Regions from separate parts of the Homo sapiens genome. Here all the other regions are linked to region 1. Evidence: read pairs that join two places in POLR2A ChIA-PET (ENCODE). Cell type or tissue: MCF 10A. All regions are shown on one strand. Each heading gives the region's core, and the rest is flanking DNA. Links, peaks and the distances in the headings are about the cores only. Region 1 holds the start of MOB4 (MOB family member 4, phocein). Region 2 overlaps RFTN2 (raftlin family member 2). Region 3 holds the start of COQ10B (coenzyme Q10B).

Region 1 (10,371 bases), core at 1,573-9,572:
ATTTTTATAGTTTGGGTTTTTCTTTAAAAAAAAAACAACAGATTTTGATTTTGGCTCCATCTGTAGATTTTCCTGTTAAAAGATATAAGAAATGTTTAAAATTCCCCTACCATCTTATAGATTAAGCCTAAGTCTTTAAGACACTTAAAATTTCGCTTGCGAAATGCCCTTTCAGTCTCATTTAGCCTGAAGACATGACTTGGAAAAACATCAATGGTTATTTACTTACCTGGCTTGAATGTCAGTTCAAAAGGCTAGTTTATTATAGTATTTTTAAGTCACGCATTTTTTGAATATGGGCTAGGCACTGTTCTAGGCACTGGATATACAGGGATGAATAAGATCGGGGAAGCACACAGTAAACAACTAAATTAATAGCATGATTTTAGATACAGATTGGTGTTATCAAGAAAATAAAGACAGACTGGGCACAGTGGCTCACACCTGTAATCCCAGCACTTTAGGAGGCTGAAGTGAGGATCACTTGAGCCTAGGAGGTTGAGGCTGTAGTGAGTGGTGATCATGCCACTACACTCCAGCCTGGGTGAGAGCATAAGACACTGTCTCAAAGGGGAAGAAAAAGGGTGAAGCCCAGTGTCTCACACCTGTAATACCAGCATTTTGAGAGGCCAAGGCAGGAGGATCCTTTGAGGCCAGACGTTTGAGACCAGCCTGGGCAACAAAGTGAGACAATCTCTTAAAAAAAAAAAAAAAAAGCTGGGCGTGGTGGCTCACGCCTGTAATCCCAACACTTGGGAGGCCGAGGCGGGTGGATCACAAGGTCAGGAAATCGAGACCATCCTGGCCAACGTGGTGAAACCCCGTCTCTACTAAAATATAATGGTGCACGCCTGTAGTCCCAGCTACTCTGGAGGCTGAGGCAGGGGAATTGCTTGAACCCGGGAGGTGGAGGTTGCAGTGAGCTAAGATCACGCCACTGCACTCCAACCTGGCGATAGAGTGAGACTCTGTCTCAAGAAAAAAAAAAAACAAAAAAACAGACAGAGAATAATGTTCAAATAATACGTTGAAGATGTATGAAACCATACATAGGCACTGACTTGTTCAACTGTGAATATACATTCCCATGCTTCCCTGCTGCCTCAACTTTGCTCGGCTTGTAATGAAATCTCCTGTAGCTCTGCACATAAATGCTATCCACACTTTAAGACACATGACAACTACATACATCATTCACAGTGTGCCAACTTTGCTTTTAGACTGGCTTCCTTTAAGCCAGAATGGCTGCTGCAGGCCCATATTGGGTGATGTCCATTGGCAGAAAAAAGAGAGCATCTCTTTTGGTATCTTCTGAAGAGCAAGTAAATCTTTCTCCAAAGTGCTTCATTACATCGTTTCACATTTCTTTTCTTTGTTTTATTTTTTTTTGAGACAGGATCTCACTCTGTCACACAGGCTGGAGTGCAGTGGTGCAATCATGGCTCACTGCAGCCTTGAACTCCCAGCGTCAAGCAATCCTCCCATCTCAGCCTCCTGAGTAGCTGGGACTACAGGTGTGTGCCACCATGCCCAGCTAATTTTTGTATTTTTTTGTAGAGATGGGGGTGTATGTGGGGGGGGTTATACTATGTTTCCCAGGCAGGTCTTGAACTCCTGGGCTCAAGCAATCTTCTCACCTCAGGCTCCCAAAGTGCTGGAATTACAGGTGTGAACCACAGAGGCTGGCCCTTTCACACTTAGGCCAACAGGAATTTATCCCTCAGCTAGATATGGGTTTACCTTTCCCTGGTCATAGCATGAGAGAAGAACACTGAGCAAGATCAGAGGCTGTTTGCAAAGAGCATGTGAAAGGGGCTGCTTCAATACTTAAGGCGTTCAGCCTTGTACTGTAGTAATCTACATAAGATGCTTTCCCATTAATTTCAAGGCTCTTTGAGGAAAGCTTGTCTTATATATCTTCATGTTTTTCAGCACTTAGCCCAGTGCCTTGCACATAATATGCATTAACTCTTTTTTTTTTTTTTTTTTGGAGATGGAGTCTCACTCTGTTGCCCAGACTGGAGTGCAGTGGCTCAATCTCGGCTGACTGCAATCTCCGCTTCCCGGGTTCAAGTGATTCTCCTGCCTCAGTCTCCTGAGTAGCTGGGACTATAGGCGCACACCACTGTGCCCAGCTAATTTTTGTATTTTTTTTTTTTTTAGAAAAGACGGGGGTTTCACCATGTTGGGCACATTGGACTCAAACCCCTGACCTCGTGATCCGCCCACCTCGGCCTCCCAAAGTGCTGGGATTACAGGCTTGAGCCACCGCACATGGCCTGCATTAACTCTTTTATTTGGATTTAAAAATTCCCCAAAGTGAATTTTTATTGGATAATTTTTTTTAATGTGTCAATGATTTGAAGCTCATGGATAATTTGAAATTACTTATGATACTTTGGCTTTATAAAATATTTTCTTCTAAAGCTTCAAGGTTCCATATTTAATTTTATGCTTGCTTTCATACTTTATGGGGCAGAGGGAAAGAACTGCTATGCACAATCTTCATTACACATGAAGAAACATTTATTTGATAGCTTGTTCAATGTCTTAACAGTTAACAGGCAAGAGAATCTAGATTTTCCGAATCCCAGTCCAGAGCTATTCCTACTGGTGCATATTGCCTTTAAACAGATCACTCCACTCCTCCTTTACCTGAAATATTCAAGTATTTCATGTAACTGTTATTGTTGATCATGCTTTTTGTTTTTCTTTTCTCTCTCCTCCTACCCCGGACAAATTAACCCTAGTTATAAAATTTGTCTTGTTTGGAGGTACGTAATCTACAGGCTGACAGAGGAATGAAAATGTGAAGGTTATGAGCTAGAAACATTCTATCCCTAAAGAACAAGGTCCTTCCTATGAACAAGGCCAGGGTTGACATCAGAATGCAACTTTATTGGACTTTTCAAAAACAACGAATGTGCATTTTGTTCCCGAATTTAACACCTACTCATTCACGTTTTTTGTTGGTTTCAGATGGGTTGAAACAGTTTAACAAATCTGGAATTAAGAGAAAGTGAAGATGATTCCATTCAACTATAGGTGACTATTTACAGCTCAGGGAAATATCACACAATCTGGGAAATGTAAACGTAATCCTTGCAGTAAGTGAGGCGAGTTATCTATAGACCAAGAGGCCTCCCTGGGACTCTGCTATCTCATAGACCCAACCCATCTCTCTAAGGGAGGCAACATTTACGTGTCACTTGTCCTAGGCTCTCGTTGCATTTAATACAAGTTGAGCATCCATAATCTGAAAAGTCCAGAATCTGAAATGCTCCCAAATCTGAAACTTTGAACATCCACATGATGCCACAGGTGGAAAATTCCATACCTGACCTTCTGTGACCGGTTGCAGTCAAAACTTTGTTTCACGCACAAAATTATTTGAAGTTTTATAGGCGCCTGCCGCCACGCCTGGCTAATTTTTGTATTTTTAGTAGTGATGGGATTTCACCATGTTGGCCAGGCTGGTCTGGAACTCCTGACCTCAAGTGATCTGCCCCCCTCAGCCTCCCAAAGTGCTGGGATTACAGGTGTGAGCCACCGCTCCCGGCCTATTTAAAGTATTGTATAAAAGTAACTTCAGGCTATGTGTGTAAGGTGTATAGGAAACAAATGCATTTCACATTTAAACTTAGGTTCCATCCCCAAGAAATCTCATTATGTATATGCAAATATTCTAAAATCCAAAATAATCAGAAATCTGAAAGTGTTTTGGTCCCAAACTTTAAGATGAGGGGTACTTAACCTGTATAAGAATTTGTGATTTGCACGTCTCTGTTGCTGGAGTCAAGGCAATTTGTAGTGAAGGACTGAGCCTTATCATACTTGTACATTAGTGCCTACCATATAGTGGGGCTTAATGAGTATCTGTTGAACGAATAATCTTTTCATATGTAGACGCTGGTTCTGGGAGGGCAAAATTAAGTCCCTATTCTTGAAGAGTTACCAGTCAATACATCTTCCAGAGAGAACCAACTTCCTGTTGTTAAACCCTTCAATGCCTAGTTCTAAGTCACTGACAATTACTCAGCTAGAGACCCACTCAACCTCTCCTCTCCTCTCAAATTCCATTTCTGGAAGCTGTTACATGGCCCTTCCCTCAGCATTCTCAATACACCTTCTATCTAGGGACACTTGATGTTTTCTTCTTTTGGAAATCATGCTACTGTATGCGTTTTTTACTTTTTGAACTGTCTTCCCATCTGCTATCCCAAGGCCTCCCTCACCCCAGATAAAAGATTCAAGGTTTCTAAGCAGGAAAAAAAGTTTGCGAAAATGCTGTGGTTTCTTAAGAGAGAACACTTAAAATTTGCAACAAAGGAAATGTGGAATCCTGTAAGATGTAAAACCCTCACCACCTGTCAAGGACTACTAATTTCCTCCTCCTGCTTCTGACTTGAAAAACACGAGCTAAATCTGTCTGCCTAACGCACAAAACCAGATGTCCACTCTTCATCTCACATAATTGACATCTGCGTCTTTTATCTACGTAAACAAACTTGTCATTGAAAAAGTCCTTGGCTTTGAAGTCGCCGGATGGCGTAAATAACACTGACACTCAAATCCCCCGTCTGATTTCAGATTGGGTCGATTTCACGCAGGTTCTATAGAATTTGCCAAGACTGCTGGCCTGTTTTCTACCCTGATTCCTTAGGTGGCTTCTGGGACAGAATTACGGTTCTCTAAGTATTTGCTTGCAGGTGGGTTTACTGAAACGGTCGCCACTATACGAAGTTCGTTCTTCCCGTGTAACTAACGAGAGCCCATACCAACGTGCAACGCAGCCGTGCACACTGCCGCAGCGGTCGCTGCGATCACGACCTTTCAAACCGCCCCGCAGCCCTCGCAAAGAGGCTCGTGGCGCCCGCCTTCCGGTGCCTCAGTCCCTGCCAGTAGCCACCCGACGCCGTCCGGCTGTTCCTCGTTCGCCCTCTCCCTCCGCCTAGCCCGCTTCTACCCGGACGGCTCCCGGCGCAGGCTGCAGCTGTTCCGTCAGCTGCCGCTCCTCCTCCCAGACGCAGAGCGCCGCTCTGCCCCGCCCCCCGCGCAGGCTGCCGTCCCTACATCCGGGTACCGACTCCAGCCGCCTAGACGCTGGCACTATGGTCATGGCGGAGGGGACGGCAGTGCTGAGGCGGAACAGGCCGGGCACCAAGGCGCAGGTACCATGTCTGCACTTTTCTTGTCGGGCAACTAGGTGCCGAGCAGTGCTGCGCCCGGAAGCTGGCCGCCACTGCGGGGAGGTTGGGCCGAGGCGGCAGGCGGGCGGGCTGGGGCACTGGTGCCCGGCCTGCTCTTCCGGAGCTGCAGCCCCTCAATTTGGCTGAGGCGGTGGCGGCCGCCGTGAGGCCTGCGGAGCTCCGACCCAGGGGTAGGCGTGAGGGGCGGGTGGGGTCTGCTGGTGGTACCTGCCTGCCGAAGCCCTGGGCTGCGAGCCTGTCAGCAGCAACGGCTTCTTCTCGCCTTGCCCCTGAGCCCCAGCTGACTAGCATTGGAGGGGCGCGACCAGCCTGGTGGAGACCCCCGGGGTTTCCTGAAGGTCGGGGCCGCTGAGGTGGGAGGGGGTGTAAACACAGCCTACCTCGACCCGGCGTCCAGTTCCTACCTGGCCTGGGAAGTACCTACCCGTTTCCTGCCATCCAGCTTGTCTAGCCGGATCCGGGTGCCGATATTCTCCTCCTTGTTTCCCTTTGACCACCTCTCCCTGCCGCTTTCCCTGGAGCTGTTCTCTGGTCCAGCAAGTTTTCATCACTAAGTTGTGACTTGTTAGATGTCATTCCTTGCTAATATGCGTGAAGCATAGTCAGAGAATGAACTGATTATAATTTTGTCAGCTTTTTTGTAGGGCATTATGTGTGGTAAATTGGTGCTTGATTAGGCATTGTTTCTTAGGGTTTGGAAAAGATGGGATGCCTCACATTAAAAATAAATAAATAAAATTGGCATCCAGACTTGAACTGATTAATTGCTAGCCGAAATGGCTTGCTATAGACTAGATGCTCTGAAATCGGAAGAGATGTGTTTATAAAATGTTAAAAAGTGATGCAAATGAAAATTGAAACAAAACAATCGTGGAGCTATGATTGTATGTCTGAGAATAGATTTTAATTTCTTATACAGAATTATGGAAAGAACACCTTTCGAAGGGGGCATACAGGTATTGATTACCTCCCCAGATTCATGTTACAGATAAGGAAACTGAAGCCCAAGAGAATTAAGTGGATTTGCCCAAGGATACATAGTCTCCTGATTCTTAATTCACTGGTGACCTGTTCTCTTTAACAAGCTGCTTCTAGTGCTGAATTTCAGAGAAAATTTTAAAGTCTTATTTTGGAGTCACATTAAGCTGTCAGTTATTCCTACTGACAGTTTTGTTTTCATACTACTGGAAATTTATCCGTTACATATGCTTGCTTTTTACCGTTTCCACACTTTTCTTCCTCATGCTCTTTTCTCAGATACCTTTACATCTTATTCTGTGGAAACATTGTTTCTGATTACATTTTTATGTTCAGAAGTAGACTTTTCTGTTCATATTCTGAGAGTCATCTCATTTATTCATAAGTTCTTAATTTTGAAAGGTTAGAAAATAAAATATTTAATATCGTAACATACTTGCTATGTTGCTGTAAGTCACATAGAAGAAAACTTATTGTCTTTTTTTTTCACATTGTCATGGATCAAGGTTGTTAGATAAAATATAACAGAAAAAGGATAAAAAATGAAAAAGACTGCTTACGCCGTAGTTTGTCCTATCTTGTTTATCACATGAATTTCGTTTAGTGAAATGGATCTGTTCTAAAATGATATATTTAGAACCGTATCTCCTTCCCTATTGGGTCAAAAGAAAAAAAATTAAAAACTATAATAGAGGGCTGGGTGCGGTGGCTCACGCCTGTAATCCCAGCACTTTGGGAGGTGGAGGCAGGCGGATCATCTGAGTTCAGGAGTTCAAGACCAGCCTGGCCAACACGGTGAAACCCCGTCTCTACTAAAAATACAAAAAATTAGCTGGGCGTGGTGGCGGGCGCCTGTAATCCCAGCCACTCGGTAGGCTGAGGCAGGAGAATCGCTTGAACCCGGGAGGCGGAGGTTGCAGTGAGCCGGAATCGCGCCATTGCACTCCAGCCTGGGTAACAAGAGCAAAACTCGGTCTCAAACAAACAAACAAAAAACTATAGGAGAGTAGGTGGAGTATCTTCCTACATTAAAAAAAAAGTTGGTTAGACTGGAATATAGGCACATAGTTGGTTTTCTTTTTTCTTTTTCTTTCTTTCTTTCTTTTTTTTGTTTTTTTCTTGAGACAGAGTTTCTCTCTTGTTGCCCCCAAGCTGGAGTGCAATGGTGCGATCTCGGCTCACTGCAACCTCCACCTCCCGAGTTCAAGCGATTCTTCTGCCTCAGCCTCCCGAGTAGCTGGGATTACAGGCGCGTGCCACCACGCCCAGCTAATTTTTTGCAGAAACTGGGTTTCACCATGTTAACCAGGCTGGTCTCGAACTCCTGACCTCAGGTGATCTGCCCGCCTGGGCCTCCCAAAATGGTGGGATTACAGGCGTGAGCCATTGCACCTGGAGGTTTTTTTTTTTTGTGTGTGAGGCAGAGTCTCGTTCTGTCGCCCAGGCTAGAGTGCAGTGGCACGATCGCAGCTCACTGCAGTCGCTGCCTCCCAAGTTCAAGTGATTCTCCTGCCTCAGCCTCCTGAGTAGCTGGGATTGCAGGTGCCTGCCACCACGCCCGGCTAATTTTATTTTTATTTTTATTTTTATTTATTTTATTTTATTTTTTGAGACAAGAGTCTCACTCTGTCGCCCAGCCTGGAGTGCAGTGGCACGATCTTGGCTCACTGCAAGTTCCACGTCCCGGGTTCACGCTGTTCTTCTGCCTCGGCCTCCCGAGTAGCTGGGACTACAGGCGCTAACCACCACGTCTGACTAATTTTTTTTTGTATTTTTAGTAGAGATGGGGTTTCACTGTGTTAGCCAGGATGGTCTGGATCTCCTGATCTCGTGATCCGCCCGTCTCGGCCTCTGAAAGTGCTGGGATTACAGGCATGAGCCACTGCGCCCAGCCAATTTTTTTTGTATTTTTAGTAGAGATGGGGTTTCAGCGTGTTAGCCAGGTTGGTCTCGAACTCCTGACCTCAAGTGATCTTCCCGCCTCAGCCTCCCAAAGTGCTGGGATTACAGGCGCAAGCCACCACGCTGGGCTTCATAGTTGGTTTTCAATAAATGTTTGTTGGTTGAATTAGATGAGAATCTTTATTAAGCTGAATTTTTGGTGTCTCTCATAGGCATCTAAAATATGTCACAGTTATGAGAAGGCGAAACATTTCATTCTCAACATCTTTTCTATATATAGTCATCATTGGTGTCCTCTGGGGATTGGCTCCAGGATAACTCCGTACCCCCACCCCATACCAAAATCTGAGGATGCTTAAGTTTCTTAAGTAAAATGGCATAGTGTTTGCATATAACCTATGCACATTCTGTTATATAGTTTAAATCAACTCTAGATTACTTAATAATACCTAATGCAATGCGTGTTCTGTAAATAGTTGTTATACTGTATTTAGGGAATAATGACCAAAAAGAAAGCCGGTACATGTTTAGTACATACGCAACTATCTTAGACCTAACTAGGTACATAGTACATGTCAGCAACAATATAACATTTTCTGTATTTTTTTTCTCCCCTGAAATGAATATTTTCAATTCCTGGTTGATTGAATCTGCAGATTAAACCTGCAGATATGGAGGGCCAACTGTACATGTGTTTTCTAATATTTTAAAAACAACATTCTGTAAACTTCCTTAGTTTTTTTAAAAAGGAAAGAATAGACAGAGTATTGGTAGAAACTTTAGATCATATAGGAAAAATTTTAGAATTGCTCTTTAATAGATAATGTCTAAGAAAAGGAATCCTGGAACCATTTCTAGAAGATTGTTTTATTTCTTGATATTTTCCTTTAATAAAATTAGTTCATTTTCATCCAGATAGGCCAGCTATTTCAAAAAAGATGAAATGTTTAAGACACTTAAAAAGGTGTACTCATTACCTACTGTCCAAACGGGGACATTGCTACTATAGTTGAATCCTTATGGAAGACATTCTCTGTCTTCTACCCTATCATTCCTTTTCTTTTCTGTATACTTTTACTATATATGCATTATATCCATAAGTATGCCTTGCACTTAAACTTTTTTTTTTTTTTTTGAGACAGAATCTCGCTCTGTCTCCCAGGCTGGAGTGCAGTGCTGCACTCTCGGCTCACTGCAAACTCCGCTTCCTGGGTTTGCGCCCACCACCACGCCTGGCTAATTTTTTGTATTTTTTCATAGAGATGGGGTTTCACCGTGTTAGCCAGGATGGTCTCGATCTGCTGACCTCATGATCCGCCTGCCTCGGCCTCCCAAAGTGCTGAGCGTGAGCCACCGCGCCCGGCCTAAACTTTATTCATTTTATATACACTGTGTTTACTTCTAATTTGCTTTTTTTGCTCAAGGTTTTGAAGACTTAATCTTTGTTGATTGTTTTTACAGGTTTATATACAGGTTTATAGATTATTGGTTTACTCTTACCTCCTCCCCACCAAGTTTTACCTCAGAGACATTTGAGCTTCAAAGATGTGTCAGGCATTGTGCTACCCACTGAGGTTACATAGGTAAACTTTTCTGAAAAATCAGTCAAATGGAAAGGTTCTTAATCACTTAGGGGAATATCTGTTAACTGTATTATCTACAGAGAATTCCAGAACCAGGGCAAGATGCTCTATAAAAATATCCCCCTTAAGCTGGGCATGGTGGCTCATGCTTGTAATGCCAGCACTTTGGGAGGCTGAGGCTGGAGGATTGTTTGTGACCAGGAGTTTGAGACCAACCTGGCCAACAAAGTGAGACCTCGTCTCTTAAAAAAAAAAAAAAAAAAAAAAAAGAAGAAGAAATAAAAATATTCCCTTTAACAGAAAGCTGGTTTATTTGATGTTTCCTTCTCTTTTTAAAATTTTTGTGGGTATATAGTAGGTGTATATATTTGTAGGTTACATGAGATATTTTGATACAAGCATGCAGTGTATAATAATCACATCAGGGGGGTAAATGGGGTATCCATCACCATAAACATTTGTATCGGGGAACCTGCCCCGATAGTCACGTAGGTTCTTTTCTATTTTCCCTAAGCATCAGCCAGTTTGAGAAATGAAGGGACAGAGTACAAAAGAGAGAAATTTTAAAGTTGGGCGTCCGGGGGAGACATCACATGTCGGTGGGTACCGTGATGCCCCACAAGCTGCAAAACCGGCAAGTTTTTATTAGGGACTTTCAAAAGGGGAGGGAGTGTACAAATAGGGTGTGGGTCACAAAG
Region 2 (10,371 bases), core at 800-8,799, 83 kb after region 1:
CAATTTAGCATGACTGTATTATACACACAGTCAATCTAGCTCTTTGATAGTTTAGATAACTTTAAAATGTACTAAACAATGTTTTCTTTTTTCAAATCTCTGCAGCTTTGCCCGAAAACATAAAACAACGTTTTCTTGATTTAGATACAGAAAAAGAATCACTTTAAATAGTTTTCTGGTCCATTTTCAAATTTCTTGTTTTGCAAGTTATGCTTTATTAATGCACAGATTGCCTCATTCAATCATTGTATTCCAGCTGTGCATCCAGTAAGATCAAGGTGACTTGAGGATCAGAATAGCCCTTCAGCAAAGTGCTGAAAAAATATAAACTTGAGTAGATAACATAAAAGAAAAGTGTTGCCAAAGGTCAATATAGCCAAGGTTGCATGGATGCATTGCAAGATCAGGCACATTCATTCACAAGATTTAGAACTGTAAGGGCAGAAAAAACTGTTCCTCTCTCCTCTTAGGTTCAGTAGCTGAGAACTACAAATTAAACTGACAAAAGACATATTAACAGGAGAAAAGGTTTATTTTCAATGCACACAGTCTTTTCACAGAAAAGTAGCAAAAACCCAAAGAGGCAGTTTGGTGTAGAAGACCTGGGAGTTTATATACCATTTTAACAAAGGGTGGTAAGTTGTGGACAGGTGACTAGATGAGGGAAAAGGAGTTTGGGCTTCTGGGGAAGTAAATTGTGAGAAGGCAAATACATGGGGTAAACGAATGGAAGATCAAGCTTATTTTAGTAAGGTTTGTTTTTGCAGACTCTTCAGTGTGAATTGTCTCTGGTGATTAGACACGTTTACAAATGGAAATTTATGTCGCCTTTATAAAGTGACATGTGTGCCCTTGTTTTTCAGCAGAAAGGTGGAGGACAGAGAGTTCCTCCTGTGTCTGCTGTTTCTTAATTGCCTTCAGCTCAAAGTAATCCTCTTGCCAAAGTGGCATATTTTGTGATGGCATATTATAATCCCCTTTGGAACTATTTCATGTTGCCTGATTGCTAGCACATTTCCCTTATAGGTTGGTTCAGAGGACTGTTTCCATATCATGTCCACGCTTTCTTATTTGGAATTACAATGAGAGTTTAAGGATTAAATGCTTCAATATAACATTCAGTTAATAAAGCATCAATTTTACTCACATCTGGTGTTTGAGCAGCTGAATTCCACATAACTGGCCTCTGAAGGAATACGATCTGCTTTGTAGCCAAATTCCCTTCACTGCAAATTAAAACAATAGTATTAGTATTTGTGAGTTAGTAATTCTCTATATTTCATAATTGGCTAGAACATTCCATATGTAGTTTTGTAAAATAATCTTCTGACCAAAAATAATTATAAAATATAAATCTTTTTTTTCTTCCAGTGATGGAAAGAATGTAAAATATAATTCTATAAAAACCACATCTGGAAAAACAGGAAAAACCCCTAAAAACTGAATATGGTCACTATAAAAGGAAATAATTTTAATGTTTAAAGACACTTGTAATCTCACCAAGCTAACATCAATATTTTCATTTCTTTGTTTCCCCTCTTAGTCTTTATCAGCTTGTGTAATTTGCATGTCTGTGATCACTGCACATTTATATTTTGTTTCTATGCCCTTCACTGAATGCTCTTTTCCTTGTTTGTACACTGTAATCCTATTTTTAATGGTTGCATAATAACTCAAAGAATTAAGATACCAAAATGTACTAAGCCTTTCTTTTATTATTGGAAAATAAGGTTGCTTCCAGTTTCTTGCCAGTTATAAATATATGATGCTATTATAAAAAATATGTATCATATTCCTCTTATGAATTATTTTCTTGAAATGAATACTTAGGAGTGGGATTATTAGGTCAAATCTTATGATTTAAGCTTCTTGGTATGCATTGTCAAACTTGCCTTATAAACAGAAGAGACTAATTTAGGCTGCCACATGTGAGAAAATTTACATCCATTTTCAATTGAGGGACTTCAACTATAGCTAGATTTATTTTCAGATGCTTCTTTGTAGTCAGCTACTCAGTATTCTCCTTATTTAACTATCATCATGGCAAATTACCCCTTGCCAAAGACTGCTTGGGGTTTGTATTCCTCTGAAATGCTTTTCACAGAGTCTCCATGGATTTATGGGGAGGAGTGTCTGTAGCTAATGTTGCTCAGTTACGACTTTTATTATGCAAAAAACCCCAACAAAACCTTACTATTAGCTGCATTTTATGCTGAGCCCTTTTTCTGGAAAATGAATGCAACACTGAAACTCTGGCTTTAGAGTTATATGTCAACTGCATACCATTTGAAAATCCCAGCCTTACTGATACCACTGAATTTTGAGAAATATCAAATCTTCCTCAAAGTGATAACAGGAGACTGCTTCTTTTTTATTTTTGAAAGGCTGTTTCTAGTCTAATCTCATTCCATTTTGACCTTATCTTTGATTGGAACAAAAAACTTTTATAAAATATGTAGTAACTTTGGGAACAAATCATCATGAGGCTTTGGTACACGGGCGGGATTAGCATGTGTACAGAAAAAGCTGGTCACATGTTTTGGGAGCATGAAGTGTGCTGGAAAAAGCCATGGCTTTGGAACCAGACAGTTCCTGGGTTCAAATCCAAACTCTGTCATAGTACCTAATAGCTGACGCCTTTAATCATTTAATCCGTAAATTGTGTTTTCTTTTTCTTTCTTTCTTTTTTTTTTGAGATGGAGTTTTGCTTTTGTTGCCCAGGCTGAAGTGCAGTGGCGTGATCTCGGCTCACCGCAACGTCACCTCCTGGGTTCAAGTGATTCTCCTCCCTCAGCCTTCCGAGTAGCTGGGATCACAGGCATGTACCACCACACTGGTCTAATTTTGTATTTTTAGCAAAGACGGGGTTTCTCCATGTTGGTCAGGCTGGTCTCAAACTCCCGACCTCAGGTGATCCGCCTGCCTTGGCCTCCCAAAGTGCTGGGATTACAGGTGTGAGCCACTGCGCCCAGCCTCTCTGATTTTTTTCTATCAGGGACCTCAATAAGTGATAAGTGAAGAATAAGAGTGCATGAAGAGCCTCCCATTGTGCTTGCCACAAGAAGGAACACAACAACTGTGATTTCCTTCCACTTTTCCATTCATTTAGTGAAATATAGGGTGCAGTTAAGGGAAGGGGAGAAAAGTTTCAGAATCAAGAATATCTTCCAGAGAGCAAATTCAAGGGACAGCAGGACATGGTGGTTCATGCCTGTAATCCTAGCACTTTGTGAAGCTGATGGAGGAGGATCCCTTGAGCCCAGGAGTTTGAGACTAGTCTGGGAAACATACTGAGACTCTTGTATCTACAAAATCATTAAAAGAAAATTATCCAAGTGTGGTGGTACATGCCTGTGGTCCCAGCTACTCGGGAGGCTGAGGTAGGAGGATCACTTGAGCCCAGAGGTTGAGGGTGCAGTGAGCTATTGATCACGCCACTGAACTCTACCATGGGTGACAGAAAGAGAACCTATCTTAAAAGAAAGAAAAGTAAAGAAAAAAGAAAAACAAATTCAAGGGACAGGGTACGTGGGAATGCAGAAGAGACCTTCTGGGTAATGTTCCAGGTGTGTGATCCAGGTGGAGAATTACATGAAAGAACCAGGTCTGGAACGATCCGAAGATGGGAAGCAGGGATCAGGGTAGAATTATTCTTCTTGAAGAGAAAGCAGGAACGCATTGGGGTAGGGATTGTTGGAGACCTTACAGGGAGTTCTTTCACACTAACTGTGGATGGGGCAATTCTGAATGCACTAAGATCTGATGTTTGACCTACGGCAGGCTTTACAAACTTTACCGTGCATTCCAAACATTGAGGTGCCTGTTGATTCCAGGGTCCACTCCAGTCTTTTGGAATCTCCATTTCACCAGGCTGCCCAGGTGGCCCTGATGCACAGTAAATTTGGGAACCATCACCAGAAGAGACAGACTTGGAAGTGTGGACTTCTCAGGCCTTGGGGATTACTTGGTGATACTTGCTACTATCAAAGGCATTCACTGTTTTCCTTGAATAATAAAACCCACCAACAGTTCCTGTTGGTATGGAGTGTGGAAACAAAAAGGGCTTATTTTCTGGAAGCATCCTTGATGTCTATTTTACCATATTCTTCTTCTTCTTTTTTTTTTTTTGACGGAGTCTCGCTCTGTCGCCCAGGCTGGAGTGCAGTGGCACGACCTCGGCTCACTGCAAGCTCCGCCTCCCGGGTTCACGCCATTTTCCTACCTCAGCCTCCCGAGTAGCTGGGACTACAGGCACCCACCACCATGCCCGGCTCATTTTTTGTATTTTTAGTAGAGACAGGGTTTCACCGTGGACTCGATCTCCTGACCTTGTGATCCGCCCACCTCGGCCTCCCAAAGTGCTGGGATTACAAGCGTGAGCCACCGCGCCCAGCCTTACCATATTCTTCTAATGTGACTTGTGTCCTTAAATGTTTTGGACAATTTTAGCTGGATAGGCTGCCTAGAGCCATGCTGAGGACACATATTTTTCACCATCTTTAGTTTACCAATTTATTCCTGACCTGACTTGTCTAAAATATAAACGAATTTGGAATGTGGGCGAGGAGTTACTTACTCCCTCTGCAGTGTGACACAATTTCTGGCAGCAACCCCAAATTATGAAAGAGTATCTCTACCAGCGGATCCCGAGGCAGTGTGAGAAGGAGAAAGAGGAAGGAGGTGGCTTATCAAAGGCTCGGTGGGTTGGAGGTGGAGGTAGGTGGGTTAGGGGTGTATGTCAAGGAAAAAAGTCCTCAGATGGTGTGAAGTACACTGCTCGATCCTGGGTTGAGAATCATTGCCTGTATGTTTGAAATAGGATTCTCTCTGCCAGCGTTCTACTTGATATTTAACACAGTATGCAGAGAGGTGAAACATGTGGCACAGGGGAGGGCGAACCCTCCACAGCTACTTCAGTGAGGCAAGAGCACTGTCAAACCTATCCCTCCTGTGGTGTGAAGGGGAATTGCCTCTGAAAGGGCAGAAGCTTTTTAAGCACGAGCTTGATTTTATTTTATATTTTATTTTTTTTGAGGCGGAGTCTCCACTCTGTTGCCCAGGCTGGAGTGCAGTGGTATGATCTGGGCTCACTGCAACCTCTGCCTTTCGGGTTCAAGGGATTCTCCTGCCTCATCGTCCCAAGTAGCTGGGATTACAGGCACACACCACCACATCTGGCTTTTTTTTGTATTTTTAGTAGAGATGGGGTTTCACCATGCTGGCCAGGCTGGTCTTGAACTCCTGATATCAGGTGATCCACCTGCCTCGGCCTCCCAAAGTGCCAGGATTACAGGCATGAGCCACCTCGCCTGGCCTAAGCACGAGCTTTAAAACTGTTCGGTTGAAACTGACGAGTAATGCCTTCCAGTGGCCCTATGGGGAGTGCTGTTTGGGGAGTCTAATGAGATAAAACAGCAAACATGGAGATGGTTTGTCAAAGGCTGACAACTTTAGACAGCATCCAGATGCTCAAATAAGACTTTGGAAGGTCAGCATCTGCCTACCTCTTGGGGACGTCCTCATAGTCAGATCCTTAATTTGAGATATGTCGGAAACTTCTATGTCCCTGGTTTTCTGAGGGCCATTTTGATTTAAAATAGGTCCTGCTACTTTCAGACCAGCTGTGAGACCATGTGGAACTTGTTTTGGTTTCGAGGCTCTAATCACGGTAGACCTAAGGGAAAGAGGTCTGAAGCCTTATAGAGGGACGCCTATTTGGTAAAGCAAGTAAGTCCCTTATGGTTCTCAGTGGTTCCTGAGATAATTCTATTTACAGAATTGGGATAGAATATTTTTCCCTTAGCAAACTGGTGGTCATTATGGCACCTGAGAGGATGTTTCAAATGCCCTGGATGGTTTCAGAGGACAGAGCCCACATCTCTTATTCCCTACAAAAAGGTTCATCCAAAAGGTGCTGTTAGTTAAGTAAGTGACTTAGTATCTTCCTGAGAGGGATTTAAGAATCTTCTGGTTCTGTTTTAGACTTTAATGGACAGTCATGCTTTGATGTATTAGAAAACAAAGGCAACTTTGGAAAATATGCTTGATTTAGAGATAGTAATTTAAATTCTGAAAAAGTTCTAGTACAAACTGTTTTGGTGACAAGTATAGAGAACAGTCTACAGAGAAGTGATGAGAACATTGACTAGTCCCTTCATCTCTGAGGGCAGCAGATGATCCCTGGTGCTGTGGTCAGCACGAGGGCACAGGCTGCATGAAGGACAGGTCAGCCAGGGCAGGCTGAGTTCTCTGCAGGCAGAAGTGGTTGAACATTGTCAATGAGATAGTAGATGTAAAGTTCCTACACCCTGGATATGGACCCTGGAGCATAGGAGATGCTCAGAAATGTTTCCTTTTCTCTTCCCTGCCTTCTTCTATGCATTTCATAAGAAAGCACAAAGAAGATTCTATGTGAATGTCATTTGAGGGAGAGGGATTTGCTGTGACAACAGCATGACTATCAAGAAGATTGGGTCTTCCCACTAACAGAAGATCTCTTGGACTAAACTAATAAAAACAACTTTGACTCCTGTAGTGCTCTCAGCGTTCCAAGTCCTTTCTGTGTACATTAACATGCTTGTTTCTTATGATAATCCTTTAAGGTGTGCAGAGCAGACATTTTCTCTATTTTATGGATAGGGAAATTGAGACTCAGCTTTTAAGACCTTTGTCTTGGGTCTCCTCTAGTTCCCACTCTTTCTACAATACTGCATTAGCTCTACAAGCAAATGTAGAGTGACTACATTTGCTTGTAGAGCTCACTGAAGCCCTGACTACAGGAAGATGTGGGTTAGTTTAATTCTATTCTGACTAGAAAACTTTATAATTAGTGGATAAGTCTAAGCTTATTTTACCAAATTCCAGATTTTTATTTAGCATCCTAAATTAAGCATTCCACCTTATAATGTTCAGAAGTTATAGTGGAGAATAATGAAGAAAATAAACACAAATGTTCATTTTTCTTGGGCCAATTAGACTACTTAAGCAAACCACACAGGTCCTGATGTTAGTGTGGCAAACGGAAGAAGAGACAGGAGCAAGTTCATGATCCGTGGTATTAAAGTGTGACATAAAAGATTAATCATTGAAAGCTTTGCCTTAAAATTCCCCCAAATGAATTCAGTTTTGTTCAACAGTGACTAGTACTAGTTGTAAAAACAAACAAGCAACAAAAATGAAACTAAAAAAAAGTTCTATTTATAGTTTGACACTATCTTTTTTTTATTATTATTATTATTTTGAGATGGAGTCTTGCTCTGTCACCCAGGCTGGAGTGCAGTGGCGTGATCTTGGCTCACCGCAACCCCCACCTTGTGGGTTCAAGTGATTCTCCTGCCTCAGCCTCCCAAGTAGCTGGGACTACAGGCGTGCGCCATTATGCCTGGCTAATTTTTTTTTTGTGTTTTTAGTAGAGACAGGGTTTCACTGTGTTGGCCAGGCTGGTCTCAAACTCCTTACCTCAGGTGATCTGTCTGCCTTGGCCTCCCAAAGTGCTGGGATTACTGGTGTGAGTCACTGCCCCCAGCTGATAATTAAATTAAAAAAATTTTTTTGTAGGAAGTTACAAGGACAACTTGAACTTCTTCTTGGTTCAATATGTGCCCATAATTTCAAGCATCTTTGAGAGCTATAGTACTTAGAATTTATGGATAGGTGGGAGAAAGTTGTTCTACATTCTTTAAGATATAAAAGCCAAGATCTTTTTTTTTTTGGTGAGATGGAGTCCTGCTCTGTTGCCAGGCTAGAGTGCAGTGACGTGATCTTGGCTCACTGCAACCTCTGTCTCCCAGGTTCAAGTGATCCTCCTGCCTTAGCCTCCTGAGTAGCTGGGACTACAGGTGTGCGCCACCACCATTTGACCCAGTCATCCCATTACTGGGTATATACCCAAAGGATTATAAATCATGCTGCTATAAAGACACATGCACACGTATGTTTATCGCGGCACTATTCACAATAGCAAAGACTTGGAACCAACCCAAATGTCCAAAAATGATAGACTGGATTAAGAAAATGTGGCACATATATGCCATGGAATACTATGCAACCATAAAAAATGATGAGTTCATGTTCTTTGTAGGGACATGGATGAAGCTGGAAACCATCATTCTCAGCAAACTATCACAAGGACAAAAAACCAAACATAGCATGTTCTCACTCATAGGTGGGAATTGAACAATAAGAACACATGGACATAGGAACGGGAACATCACACAGTGGGGACTGTTGTGGGGTGCAGGGAGTGGGGAGAGATAGCATTAGGAGATATACCTAATGCTAAATGATGAGTTAATGGGTGCAGCACACTAACATGGCACATGTATACATGCACGTTGTGCACATGTACCCTAAAACTTAAAGTATAATAATAAAAAAAGTCTCATATTTTAAAATAATTCACTCTTTCCTTTCTACACTAACTTCAATGAAGGGAGAGATTTCTTAAACAATATACTAAAAAGGGTAAAGATAGGTACATTTGTCGATTTTAAAATTAAAACCTTTTGTTAATTAAAGACATCATAGAGTAAAAAGACAAGCCACAGAATTAGTGAAGATAATTGCAGCATGCATAACAAATAAAGGACTCTTTATCTGTTATATTTAAGTAAGTTATAGGTAGAGATTTTTTAAATTTAAATTTAAATTTTGTATAGAGATGGGGGTCTTGCTATGTTGCCCAGGCTGGTCTTGAATTCCTGGGCCCAAGCTATCCTCCCAGCTTAGTCTCCCAAAGGGCTGAGATTACAGGTGTGAGCCACTGTGCCTGGCCTTATGAATAGAACTTTAGGCCGGGTGTGGTGGCTCACGCCTGTAATCCCAGCACTTTGGGAGGTGAGGCAGGCGGATCTCTGGAGGTCAGGAGTTCGAGACCAGCCTGGCTAACATGGTGAAACTCCGTCTCTACTAAAAAAACTACAAAGAAAAACAAAATTAGCCAGGCATGGTGGTGGGTGCCTGTAATCCCAGCTACTTGGGAGACTGAGGCAGAAGAATCGCTTGAACCCGGGAGGTGGAGGTTGCAGTGAGCCAAGATCATGCCCCTGCACTCCAGTCTGGGCTACAGAGTGAGACTCTGTCTCAAAAAAGCAAAAACAAAAAACAAAAAAACATAGAATTTTAAATGTGGGCAAAAAGACAGGTACTTTATGAAAGAAAAATCCAAGTGGCCAATAAACATATGTAAATGTGCTCAATCTCAGCAAGTAATTAGGAAACTACAAATGAAAGTCACACTGAGATCACACTACATACTCTCGATCAAAATGGCAAAATTTAAAAGTATGATAATATTTTGTGTTGAGACAATGGTGACTCTGACACTCTGCTAGTAGGAGTGTACATGGAAACAATCTATTTGAAAAGAATCTGGTATTTATCTAACAAAGCTAAAGAAGTGCCCTATGACCCAGCAATTCTGCTTCTAGAAACTCACACATGTGTGCACCAAGATCTCTGCTCATACTCAGAACAGCATTGTTTGTCATAGCCAACAACTGGAGACAGCAAACCACCAGCAGCTGAATGGACACATACATAGTAGAATGAATAAATAAACTGCTGCACACGGCATAGGTAAAACTTACAATGTTAAGTGAAAGCAGCAACACATAAAAGAATATATATGATATGATTCCATTCATATAAAGTTAAAAAACAGGCAAAACTAAACTGTATTGTTTAGGGATTCATACATAAGTGGTAAAACTATTAGGCAAGCAAGGATATGACTATCCTAAAAGTGGGGATAATGTTATCTCTGTGTGGAGGAAGTGAATGTGATGGGGAGACACATGAGGTGCTTCTAGGGTGTGGGTGATATTCTATTTTTTTGGCCAGCTGTGATGACACAGGTCTTTGTGCATAATTATGCACATTTGTGTTTTATGCACATTCTATTTATTTATTTATTTATTTATTTATTTATTTATTTTGAGACAGAGCCTCACTCTGTTGCCCAGGCTGGAGTGCAGTGGTGCAATCTTGGCTTACTGCAACCTCTGCCTCCTGGGCTCAAGCGATTCTCATGCCTCAGCCTCCCAAGTAGGTGTGACCACAGGCATGTGACACCATGCCCGGCTAATTTTTGTATTTTTAGTACAGACAGGGTTTTGCCATGTTGGCCAGGCTGGTCTTGAACTCCTGACCTCAGGTGACCCATCTGGGCCTCCCAAAGTGCTGGGATTATAGATGTCAGCCACCACACCCAGCGTGTGTTTTATGCACTTTCTATATGAGTGTTTTATATCACAAAAATTGTTTTAAAATAGTATATTTAAGGGTGACATGTAGAAGAATAGTTGTAGATTTATACATGATAAAAAAGCTCCCTCCCCCTTTACATTTATTCTTTTGGAAAAATCAGTCTTG
Region 3 (10,371 bases), core at 814-8,813, 63 kb before region 1:
CACAAAATAAAGTATATACAATTTAAAATTTAGTTGCTCAAAAAAGATGTCATCGCCGGGCGTGGTGGCTCATGCCTGTAATCTTAGCACTTTGGGAGGCCGAGGCAGGCAGATCACCTGAGGTCAGGAGTTTGAGACCAGCCTCAACATGGAGAAACCCCGTCTCTACTAAAAATATAAAATTAGCCAGTCATGGTTGTGCATGCCTGTAATCCCAGCTACTCGGGAGGCTGAGGCAGGAGAATTGCTTGAACTAGGGAGGCGGAGGTTGCGGTGAGCCGAGATTGCGCCATTGCACTCCAGCCTGGGCAACAAGAGTGAGACTCGGTCTCAAAAAAAAAAAAAGGCATCATATAGACAGTAGGGCAAAGTACCCACGTAAAAAGATTAGTTCTATGATTACAGTGAATTTGACATCAACCAGTAAATGTGTTTATAATCGTAACACAGTCCTTACTAACAATGTAATCAAGGCTTTTTTTTTTTTTTGAGACCGCGTTTTGCTCTTGTTACCCAGATTGGAGTGCAATGGCACGATCTCAGCTCACCGCAACCTCCACCTCCCGGGTTCAAGTGATTCTCCTGCCTCAGCCTCCCGAGTAGCTGGGATTACAGGCATGCGCCACCACACCTGGCTAATTTTTGTATTTTTAGTAGAGACAGGGTTTCTCCATGTTGGTCAGGCTGGTCTCAAACTCCTGACCTCTTGATCCACTCGCCTCTGCCTCCCAAAGTGTTGGGATTACAGGCATGAGCCACTGCACCCGGCCAAAAATTTCTTAAAATCATCTAGTATCCAGCTTTCAAATTTCTTAGTCTCATATACCTTTTTTTAATATTTAGTTTGTGCAAAAGAAAATCAAAATAAAGCCTTTTACATCTTTTAAATCTACAACTGTCTCCCCCTTCCCTTCCTTTTTTACTTGATATTTACTCACTGAAGAAACTGGGTGACTTGTCTTATAGAATTTCCTGCATTCTGGAGTTGGCAGATAGTGTCCCCTTGGTGTCATTTAACATGTTCTTTTCTTTTTGGTTTGAATCAAGGTCTCACTCTGTCACCCAGGCTGGAATGCAGTGGAATGATCACAGCTCATTGCAATCTCAAACTTCTGGGCTCAAGTGATCCTCTTGCTCAGCCTCCCCAGTAGCTGGGACTACAGGCGTGTACCACCATGCCCAGCTAATTTAAAACATTTTTTTTGTAGAGATGGGGTCTCGCCATGTTGCCAAGGCTGGTCTCAAACTCCTGGCCTCAAGCGACCCTCCTGCCTCAGCATTCCAAAGTGTTGCGATTTCAGGCATGAGCTACTGTCCCTGGCCTGAAAATGTGCTTTAAAGAAGACCTTACTGGAATACTGGAAATATTTAAGATTTAAAGAAGAGCAAGTGAGAGGTGACAACGTGCTGGCAGCCCTCGCTTGCTCTTGGCGCCGCCTCAGCGTCCGCTCTGGCCACACTCCAGGAGCCCTTCAGCCTGCCGCTGCGCTATAAGGGCCCCTCCCTGGGGCTGGCCGAGGCAGGAGCCGGCTCTCTCTGCTCGCCGGGAGGTGTGGAGGGAGAGGCACAGGTGGGAGCCAGGGCTGCGCGTGGTGCTCGTGGGCTGGCACGGGTTCTGGGTGGGCATGGGGTCGGCCGGCCCCGCACTCGGCGCGGCCGGCGCCTTCTGGGCTTGATCCAGGGACGAGCTCCCTCTGGGCTGCCAGAGTGCCTAGGCTAGGTGCTGCAGAGACCCCGGGAGTACCAGTGAGAGGTGAAGCCGGCTGGACTTCCGGGATGGGTGGGGACTTGGAGAACTTTTCTGTCTAGCTAAAGGTTTGTAAACGCACCAATCAGCACTTTGTGTCTAGCTAAAGGATTGTAAATGCACCAATTAGCACTCTGTGTCTAGCTCAAGGTTTGTAAACGCACCACTCAGAACCCTGTGAAAACGGACCAATCAGCTCTCTGTAAAATGGACCAATCAGCAGGCTGTGGGTGGGGTCCGCTAAGGGAATAAAAGCAGGCTGCCTGAGCTAGCAGCAGCAACTCTCTGGGTTCACCTTGCATGTTGTGGAAGGTTTGTTCTTTTGCTCTTTGCAATAAATCTTGCTGCTGCTCACTCATTGAGTCTGTGCCACCTTTAAGACCTGTAAGAGTCACCACGAAGGTCTGCAGCTTCACTCCTGAAGCCTGGGAGACCACAAACCCACCGGGAGGGATAAACAACTCCAGATGCGCTGCCTTTAAGAGCTGTAATGCTGCAAAGGTCTGCAGCTTCACTCCTGAAGTCAGTGAGACCACAAACCCACCAGAAGGAAGAAACTCCAGACACGTCTGAAAGTCAGAAGGAGTGAACTTGGGACACACCATCTTTAAAAACTGTAACACTCACAAGTGAGGGTCCGTGGCTTCATTCTTGAAGTCAGCAAGACCAAGAACCCACCAATTCCGGACATACAAGGATTGTGTATTTGAAAGTAGTTGATACAGAATTGTCCATGCAGCTACAGAACCACCTCAATCTACAAGTACATCATGTGTTGTACTGCAAAATGTTTGACAAACCTTGTAGCTGATGATTTCAATGTATCTAGTAAGGGGTGACTGCAATAAACCAAGCAAGAGGAGAAAATAATCATAGGCACAACAGCTGGAATATTGCTTTAAATGTAAATCAGATCAAGTAACTGTTCTGCACTCAAACTCTAATGGCTTTCCTTCACGCTTAGAATACAATAAAAAATTGGTAGCATACTATGGCTTCCGTGGCACTAAGCTCTGCCTACCTCGCTGACCTTATTTCCTACCACTTTCCTCCTCTCACTGTGCTCCAAACTCCTTGCTCTTCCTAAAGCATGCCAAGATTGTTCCTGCCTGGGGCCTCTGCACTTGCTGTTCCATACACCTGAAAGTCATTTTCTTTTTCTTTTTTCTTTTTTTTTTTTTTTTTTTTTTTTTGAGACGGAGTCTCGCTGTCGCCCAGGCTGGAGTGCAGTGGCGCAATCTCGGCTCACTGCAGGCTCCGCCCCCTGGGGTTCACGCCATTCTCCTGCCTCAGCCTCCTGAGTAGCTGGGACTACAGGCGCCCGCCACCTCGCCCGGCTAATTTTTTGTATTTTTAGTAGAGACGGGGTTTCACCGTGTTAGCCAGGATGGTCTCGATCTCCTGACCTCGTGATCCGCCCGCCTCGGCCTCCCAAAGTGCTGGGATTACAGGCGTGAGCCACCGCGCCCGGCCCATTTTCTCCCAAGTAATCAGAGTTCACTTCCTCACTTCATTTTAGGCCTTTGTTCAGTGTCATCCTCTTAGAGCCCCTCCTAACCACCCTATATAAAACAGCACCCTACCATATTCCTCCCTCTTCATCTCCTTACCCTGCTGTACTGTTTAGTCTATGGGACATATAACAAGCTGCCATTGCACTATATACTAATTGGTTTCTTTCCCCCACTAGGATATAAGCTCTGTGACAGTGAAGACTTTTGCTCACTTCTCCAGCATCTAGTAGGTGCCACACAAATATCTGACTACATTTAATCAACAATCTCATTTACACCCAAACTATATTAAATAGGTAGTATTGTCATCCTCACTTTACAGTTTGCAGGAAAACTATTGGTGCACAAACCTTAAGTAAAGACCTGAAAACAAACTGAGGGAACAAGAAGTCTGGACTTGATGACTGATCACCAAAACAAGTAAATCAAAGCGAAGTCGTCTGATTAGTATGGAATAAGGGAAACCCAAATCATACGAGAACACCAATTAAAATGTGGGACACGCAGGAAGAAGGCAGACGGAACTGCTGCTGGATAACTGAGTCTTTCCTAATGACAGGACCTTATGTTGCCCTCACAATTACCCCGTGAGATAGGCAAGGCAGGCATTGTATTAGACAATCATTAACAAGCAGGACGCTGACAGCCAGGCTTCGCAGCCAGGAGTGGTGGCCTGTCTGGCTCCGCACTCACGGGTTCGGACAGTTACAGAATTAACACTCAAGCCCTGGGGCTTCCCGCAGCCCCCGGGGGGGTGGGGCTCACTGACTAGCCTCCCGGAAGCGGACCCCAGGAGAACCAGGCAGTTGGTTAATCCAGGAACAGCTCCTGCGCGGGGCGTGGACTGAGCAGTCACTGAGTATTACGCAAATTGCGCGAGCGCACGGGAAAAGCGATTGGTCGGTCAGGAGAGAGAGGTGTGTCCTGGCGGGCCCGCAGCTCCGATTGGCCGACAGGCTGACGGGAACGTTTACGGTCAGCGTGTGTCAGCGACGTGCAACCCGGAAGGGAAGAAGGGGCGTGTCAGGCTGCGCAGGCGGCCAGTCCATTGGCTGGAAGAGACCGGAGCCGGGCTCCGGGCCCGACCAGAGGAGGGCGGTGCTGCAGGGCTGGTCCGGGAGGTGACGACCGGCTTCGGAGAGTCTATCATGGCAGCTCGGACTGGTCATACGGCCTTGAGAAGGGTAGTCTCGGGATGCCGTCCGAAGTCGGCGACAGCGGCCGGGGCGCAGGCGCCCGTGCGGAATGGCAGGTAATCAACAGCGGGGGCGCTGAGACGAGAGTAGTTTTCGATTTTGGCTGCCGAGTTGGGGGACCGGAAGGATTTGGGGGTGAGGCAGAGCCGGACTCGGTGCATTTCCGTGTCTTTAGAGGAGAAGGCTTTTTTTTGCGTTTGGCATCTGAGGGACTCAAGAGCGGCGCGCATCACCTTGGGCCCAAGGCTGTGTTCGTGGCTCGTTTGCCTCGTGAGAGGCGGTGAATCATCGGCGAAGCGACTTTGGAAGCAATTTGGCCATTGGTGCCTTTGGGCTCTTCCGGTCTCCTCCCCTATGGCTTGTTGCTACTGCTGTTGGAAAGTTTTAACTTTGCGCAGAAGGGTTGCCGGCTGCTGGCTGTATGGGAGTTTGTGTTTGGCGGTGAGCCCCCTTCTCCGGTTCCTTCTACCTGCCAGATGGTCAGATGCGTTTTCCCAATTTCTGAAAGAGTGCTTTGCCCTCGCCATTTAGTGTTTACAAAACTAAATACAGCCAGCATAAGGGACTTGGATTTTTTCACTCTGCTGTAACTTACAGGTCCTGTAACCTTGAAGCATAGTCAGCTTTCGATTTTCCTGGTTGGTTCATTTTTTGGTAGGTGGGGGTGGAGATGGAGGTCGGGACACGGATACCATACTTGTACGACTTAGTTTCCTTTTACTAATAACATTGTAATATTCTTGAAAATTAAAGTTAGTGTGTTTAAAATGAATTCAGGTGTACAAAATACGAGGTGGGGAGAGAAAACACAAATCTAGTTGAGCCCCAGGACATTTAGATTAAATGAAGATCCGACCCTACTGGAAACAAGGAAATAATTTTTTTAAAAAAAGATTCAATGAAGAATTTTTAAAAACACCAACAACCTTACCAAATCCAAATCCCTTTAGACAAATGTTGGATGAGACAAACAAAATCATAAAATTACTCCTGCTTTAGGAAATAACCTCAAAAAGTAGTTTCAAGCAGAATAACGCCATCATACTTGAGATCTGTTTGTATTACTCTTATAAAATGTTGTCTTGCAAATAACACTTACTTTTGAGAAAAATACAGTTGCTTTAATGATCAAATTGAGGCTTCAGTTCCAAGATAAATACTGTTTATGATAATGAGGGCGGCAGTTTGCGTTCATTTCCAATGTTAAGCATCAGATTCTGACCTTTATTATACTTAAGTATATGAGAGAGTGGTACTGGAAGACGAGTGACAAAAAAGCTGTTCTCCATGTGGTCCAGTTGTCCAGTATTCATTTCATGGTTTAACTGTATATATGAATGTGTGTATCTTCATATCGTAGTTTAAGACATAGTATTCCTGGCAGTGCATGAAAATAGATGTGCTGTCCAGGCCACTGTAACTATAGCATGCAGATTGATCAGAAAATGTCCTGTTAGTTTGCTTTAAACACTGGTGTTTTCCTTAGGCTTGTAATCAGATTGTGTAAGGGTATTTTTTTGGGTAGGCTGGGAGGCAATACATGAACCTGGTACAAAGGTTCATGTATTGCCTCCCAGTAAATACATGAACCTTTATATATAGTAAAAAGTCAACCAGATACCCAATTCACCTCTTTAGAAGCAAAGGTCTCATCTTTTTTCAAGTAAAGGTTTCAGCACTGTTCACAGTAGTTAAGATACAGAATCAACGTAGGTGTCCAACAACAGATGAATGGTACTGGGCGCAGTGGCTTATGCCTGTAATTCCAACACTTTGGGAGGCTGAGGCGGGAGGATTGCCTGAGCTCATGAAACCAGCGTGGACAACATGGCAAAACCTTGTCTCTACCAAAAAAAAGAAAAAAAAATGTGTGTGTGTGTATACACATACACATATACAGAAAAATTAGCTGGCTATGTGTTAGTGCAAGCTTGTGGTTCTAGCTGCTCAGGAGGCTGAGATGGGAGGATCACTTGAACCCAGGAGGTTGAGGCTGCAGTGAGCCTTGTTTGGGCCACTGCACTCATTCCTGGGCAACAGAACCAGACCCTGTCTCAAAAAATAAACAAGGCCGGACACAGTGACTCACACCTGTAATCCCAACACTTTGGGAGGCTGAGGCAGGAGGATCACTTGAAATCAGGAGTTTGAGACCAGCTTGGGCAACATAGCAAGACCTTGTTTCTACAAATAAGTAAAAAATTGGCAGGGCTTGGTGGCGCATGCCTGTGGTCCCAGCTCATTGGGACTTGGGGTGGGAGAATCACCTGAGCCCAGGCAGTGGAGGCTGCGGTGTGTCATGACTATACCACTGCACTCCAGCGTGGGTGATGGAGTGAGACCCTGACTCAAACACAACAACAACAATAAAACAGAAGAATGGATAAAGAAAATGTGGTGTATATATTAATACACGATGGGAATACTATTCAGCCATAAAAAAGAATGAAATTCTGTCATTTGCAGCAACGTGGATGGACTTGGAGGGCATTATGTTAAATGAAATAAGCCAGGAACAGAAAGTTACACATGACGAGTCCTCTCTCATATGTGGAAGCTAAAAAAAGTTGATCTTGGCCAGGCACGGTGGCTTATGCCTGTAATCCCAGCACTTTGGGAGGCCAAGGTGGGCGGATCACAAGGTCAAGAGATCAAGACCATCCTGGCCAACATGGTGAAACCCCCATCTCTACTAAAAATACAAAAATTACCTGGGTGTGGTGGCGGGCGCCTGTAGTGCCAGCTACTCGGGAGGCTGAGGCAGGAGAATCGCTTGAACTGGAAGGCAGAGGTTGCAGTGAGCCGAGATAGCACCGCTGCACTCCAGCCTGGCGGCAGAGCGAGACTCCATCTCAAAAAAAAAAAAGTTGATCTTGCTGGGCGCAGTGGCTCACGCTTGTAATCCCAGCACTTTGGGAGGCTGAGGTGGGCGGATCACAAGGTCAGGAGATCGAGACCATCCTGGCTAACACAGTGAAACCCCATCTCAACTAAAAATACAAAAAAATTAGCAGGGCGTGGTGGCGGGCACCTGTAGTCCCAGCTACTCGGGAGGCTGAGGCAGGAGAATGGCGTGAACCCGGGAGGCAGAGCTTGCAGTGAGCCTAGATCACACCACTGCACTCGAGCCTGGGTGATAGAGCAAGACTCCATCTCAAAAAAATAAATAAGTAAAAAATAAATTAAAAAAAAATTGATCTTAGAACAGAGGATACTAAAGATTGGGAAAGCTGGGAGAAAGGAAGGGATAGGGAGAGATTTGTTGAAGGATACAAAATTAATGCTAGATAGGAGGAATACATTTCTAATGGTCTGTACCCGCGATTTCCCAACCTTTTTGGCACCAGAGAACAGTTTTGTGGAAGACAGTTTCTCTACAAATGGGGGTGGTGGGGTGGGGGATGGCTTCAGGATGAAACTGTTGCACCTCAGATCATCAGGCATTAGTTAGATTCTCATAAGGAGCAAACAACCTAGATTCCTCGCATGTGCAGTTCACAATAGAGTTCTGGCTCCTATGAGAATCTGATGCCACCGCTGATCTGACAGGAGGCAGAACTCAGGCGGTAATACTCACCTCCTGCTGTGCAGCCTGGTTCCTAACAGGCCACGGACAGGTACCAGTCCATGGCCTGGGCGTTGGGGATCCGTCTTCTATACCACTGTAGGATGACTATAGTTAGCAATAATATATAGTTTCAAATAGGTAGAAAGAGTATATTGAATGTTCCTAGTGCAAATAAATGTTGAATGTTTGAGATGATGGATGTGTTAATTACCCTGATGTGATCACTATGCATTGTATGTATCGAAACATAGAATTATGCTCTTACCACTATTATAAAATCAACTACTACTTGTGATGTCCCAGAAAATTTAGAATTCACAAAGCCATCTTGCTTTTTTATATTTTCATTCATGAAGTGTTATTTATAGCTGAATATATAGGAATCTTAAAATCTTAAAAGGTCCTAATAAGTTTACCCATATACAGTTTATGTGTCTTTTCAATTACTTTTTTTTTTTTTTGAGACGGGGAGTCTTGCTCTGTTGCCCAGGCTGGAGTGCAATGGTGCCGTCTCGGCTCACTGCAACCTCCGCGTCCCAGGTTCAAGCATTTTCCCTGCCTCAGCCTCCCGAGTAGCTGGGATTACAGGCACGTGCCACCACACCCGGCTAATTTTTGTATTTTTAGTAAAGGCAGGGTTTCGCCATGTTGGCCAGGCTGGTCTTGAACTCCTGACCTCAGTTGATCCGCCTACCTCAGCCTCCCAAAGTGCTGAAATTACAGGCGTGAGCCACCGCACCCGGCCTCCATTACATTTTAACAGATAGTCATGTAGTATTTACCTTAAGCAAATTCACTGACCTCTGTTTCATTTTCTCTGTAATAAGTGTGTTCAATTTTTATAAACAGCTCTAAAGTTCTTCATTGTATTATAGAGCCCAAATTTGTCTCTCTCTAATTGGGGTTGTGTTTTACACTTTGGGGTCATATTTTCTTTTTCTTTTTTTTTTTTCTTCTTTTGAGACGGAGAATCACTGTCGCCCAGGCTGGAGTGCAGTGGTGCGATCCACTCCATTTACATATATATGTATGTACATATGTATATGTATTCATATATATAAATAAATGGAATGAGGTATTAAATGCTACTAATGCCTATGTGTATTAGTATATACATACACACGCACACACACAGTTATTATATATGTACACACTTCTTTTCTCTCTTTGCATGGCTAACTCCTTGTCCACTATGTCTCAGCTAAAATCTTTTAAGGGATTCCTAGGTCACCCTGTCTAAAGGAGGTCCTAATTACACCTCCCTCTTCCCTGCATCTCTTCTTCAGCACTTTTTTGAATCAATCTTCAACTAGAATATAATCTTCATAAGGCTTATGTTTGTTCTATTCACCATTATATCCTTAGTACTTAGCACAGTCTTAACTTAGAATAGGAGCTCAGTAAATATGTGGATAATTTAAATTGAATTATCCTGGCCAGCAATGACTAAATGACTAGTAGTGTCAAATAGTCAAATAGTTACGTAATAATCTTTTTTCTTTTCTCTTTTTTTTTTTTTTTTGAGACGGAGTCTCATTCTGTTACCCAGGCTAGAGTGTGGTTGCACAACTTCGGCTTACTGCAACCTCCGCCTCCCGGGTTCAAGTGATTCTCCTGCCTCAGCCTCCTGAGTAGCTGGGACTACAGGCGCCTGCCACCACACTCAGCTAATTTTTTGCATTTTTAGTAGAGATGGGGTTTCACCATGTTAGTCAGGCTGGTCTTGAATTCCTGACCTCGTGATCCACCCGCCTCGGCCTCCCAAAGTGCTGGGATTACAGGCATGAGCCACCTCACCCAGTCACTTATGTAATAATCTTATTAAGGAAAGTTGAAAATATTTAGGTGAACAAGCATATAGCAGACATTTGTACATAGAAGTACCTCAAACAATAAGTTTCTGGTTAACTAGACATGTTTTTACATATATGCATTGAAATGGAGACTGCAAGGTAAAGGAGAACGCAGCAACAGTTGGTTTTTATTTGTTTTGTTTTTGCTTTTGTTGAGATAGAGTCTCGCCCTGTCACCCAGGCTGCAGTGCCCGTGGTGTGTTCATAGCTCATTGCAACCTCGAAGTGCTGTATTCAAGCGATCCTGCTGCCTCAGATTCCTGAGTAACGGGAACTACAGGCACATGCCACCATGGCCGGCTAATTTTTAAATTTTTTTGTAGAGACAGGGTCGCTATGTTGCCCAGGCTGGTCACAAACTCCTGGCCTCAAGGGATTCTCATGCATCAGCCTCCCAAACCACTGGGATTACAGGTTTGAGCCACCATGCTTGGCATCAGTACTCACCATCTGGTAGGTGGTCCTACCAGATGTCTGCCAAGAGATTTGAGAC

Evidence for each region. Peaks named below come from ENCODE experiments on the same cell type or tissue, not always from the same donor. Only the 100,000 strongest peaks of a DNase experiment are listed, where the experiment ranks them.
Region 2: POLR2A ChIA-PET joins it to region 1 with 32 read pairs; 11 of 35 experiments call an interaction of 5 or more read pairs at or near these places.
Region 3: POLR2A ChIA-PET joins it to region 1 with 37 read pairs; 32 of 35 experiments call an interaction of 5 or more read pairs at or near these places.

Annotation. Positions count from the first base shown.
Region 1 is chr2:197,510,976-197,521,346 of GRCh38, forward strand. All of the region lies in intron 2 of HSPE1-MOB4 (HSPE1-MOB4 readthrough), which reads left to right. MOB4 (MOB family member 4, phocein) reads left to right here and starts at 5,091. Exons shown (of 8, transcript NM_015387.5): 1 at 5,091-5,171. The coding sequence starts at 5,112. RefSeq lists a silencer at 4,930-5,149. In MCF 10A, for the core only: no CTCF peak of the experiment used is centred there; a DNase peak (open chromatin) is centred at 5,016.
Region 2 is chr2:197,594,844-197,605,214 of GRCh38, forward strand. RFTN2 (raftlin family member 2) reads right to left here. Exons shown (of 9, transcript NM_144629.3): 8 at 1,148-1,226. Among named protein-coding and RNA genes, the nearest start is that of RFTN2, 76 kb to the right of the region's middle. In MCF 10A, for the core only: a CTCF peak has its summit at 4,925; DNase peaks (open chromatin) are centred at 4,628 and 4,918.
Region 3 is chr2:197,449,152-197,459,522 of GRCh38, forward strand. COQ10B (coenzyme Q10B) reads left to right here and starts at 4,401. Exons shown (of 5, transcript NM_025147.5): 1 at 4,401-4,513. The coding sequence starts at 4,410. RefSeq lists enhancers at 3,804-3,853, 3,934-4,003, 4,063-4,679, 4,124-4,603, 4,624-4,673 and 1 more. In MCF 10A, for the core only: no CTCF peak of the experiment used is centred there; DNase peaks (open chromatin) are centred at 4,220 and 4,780.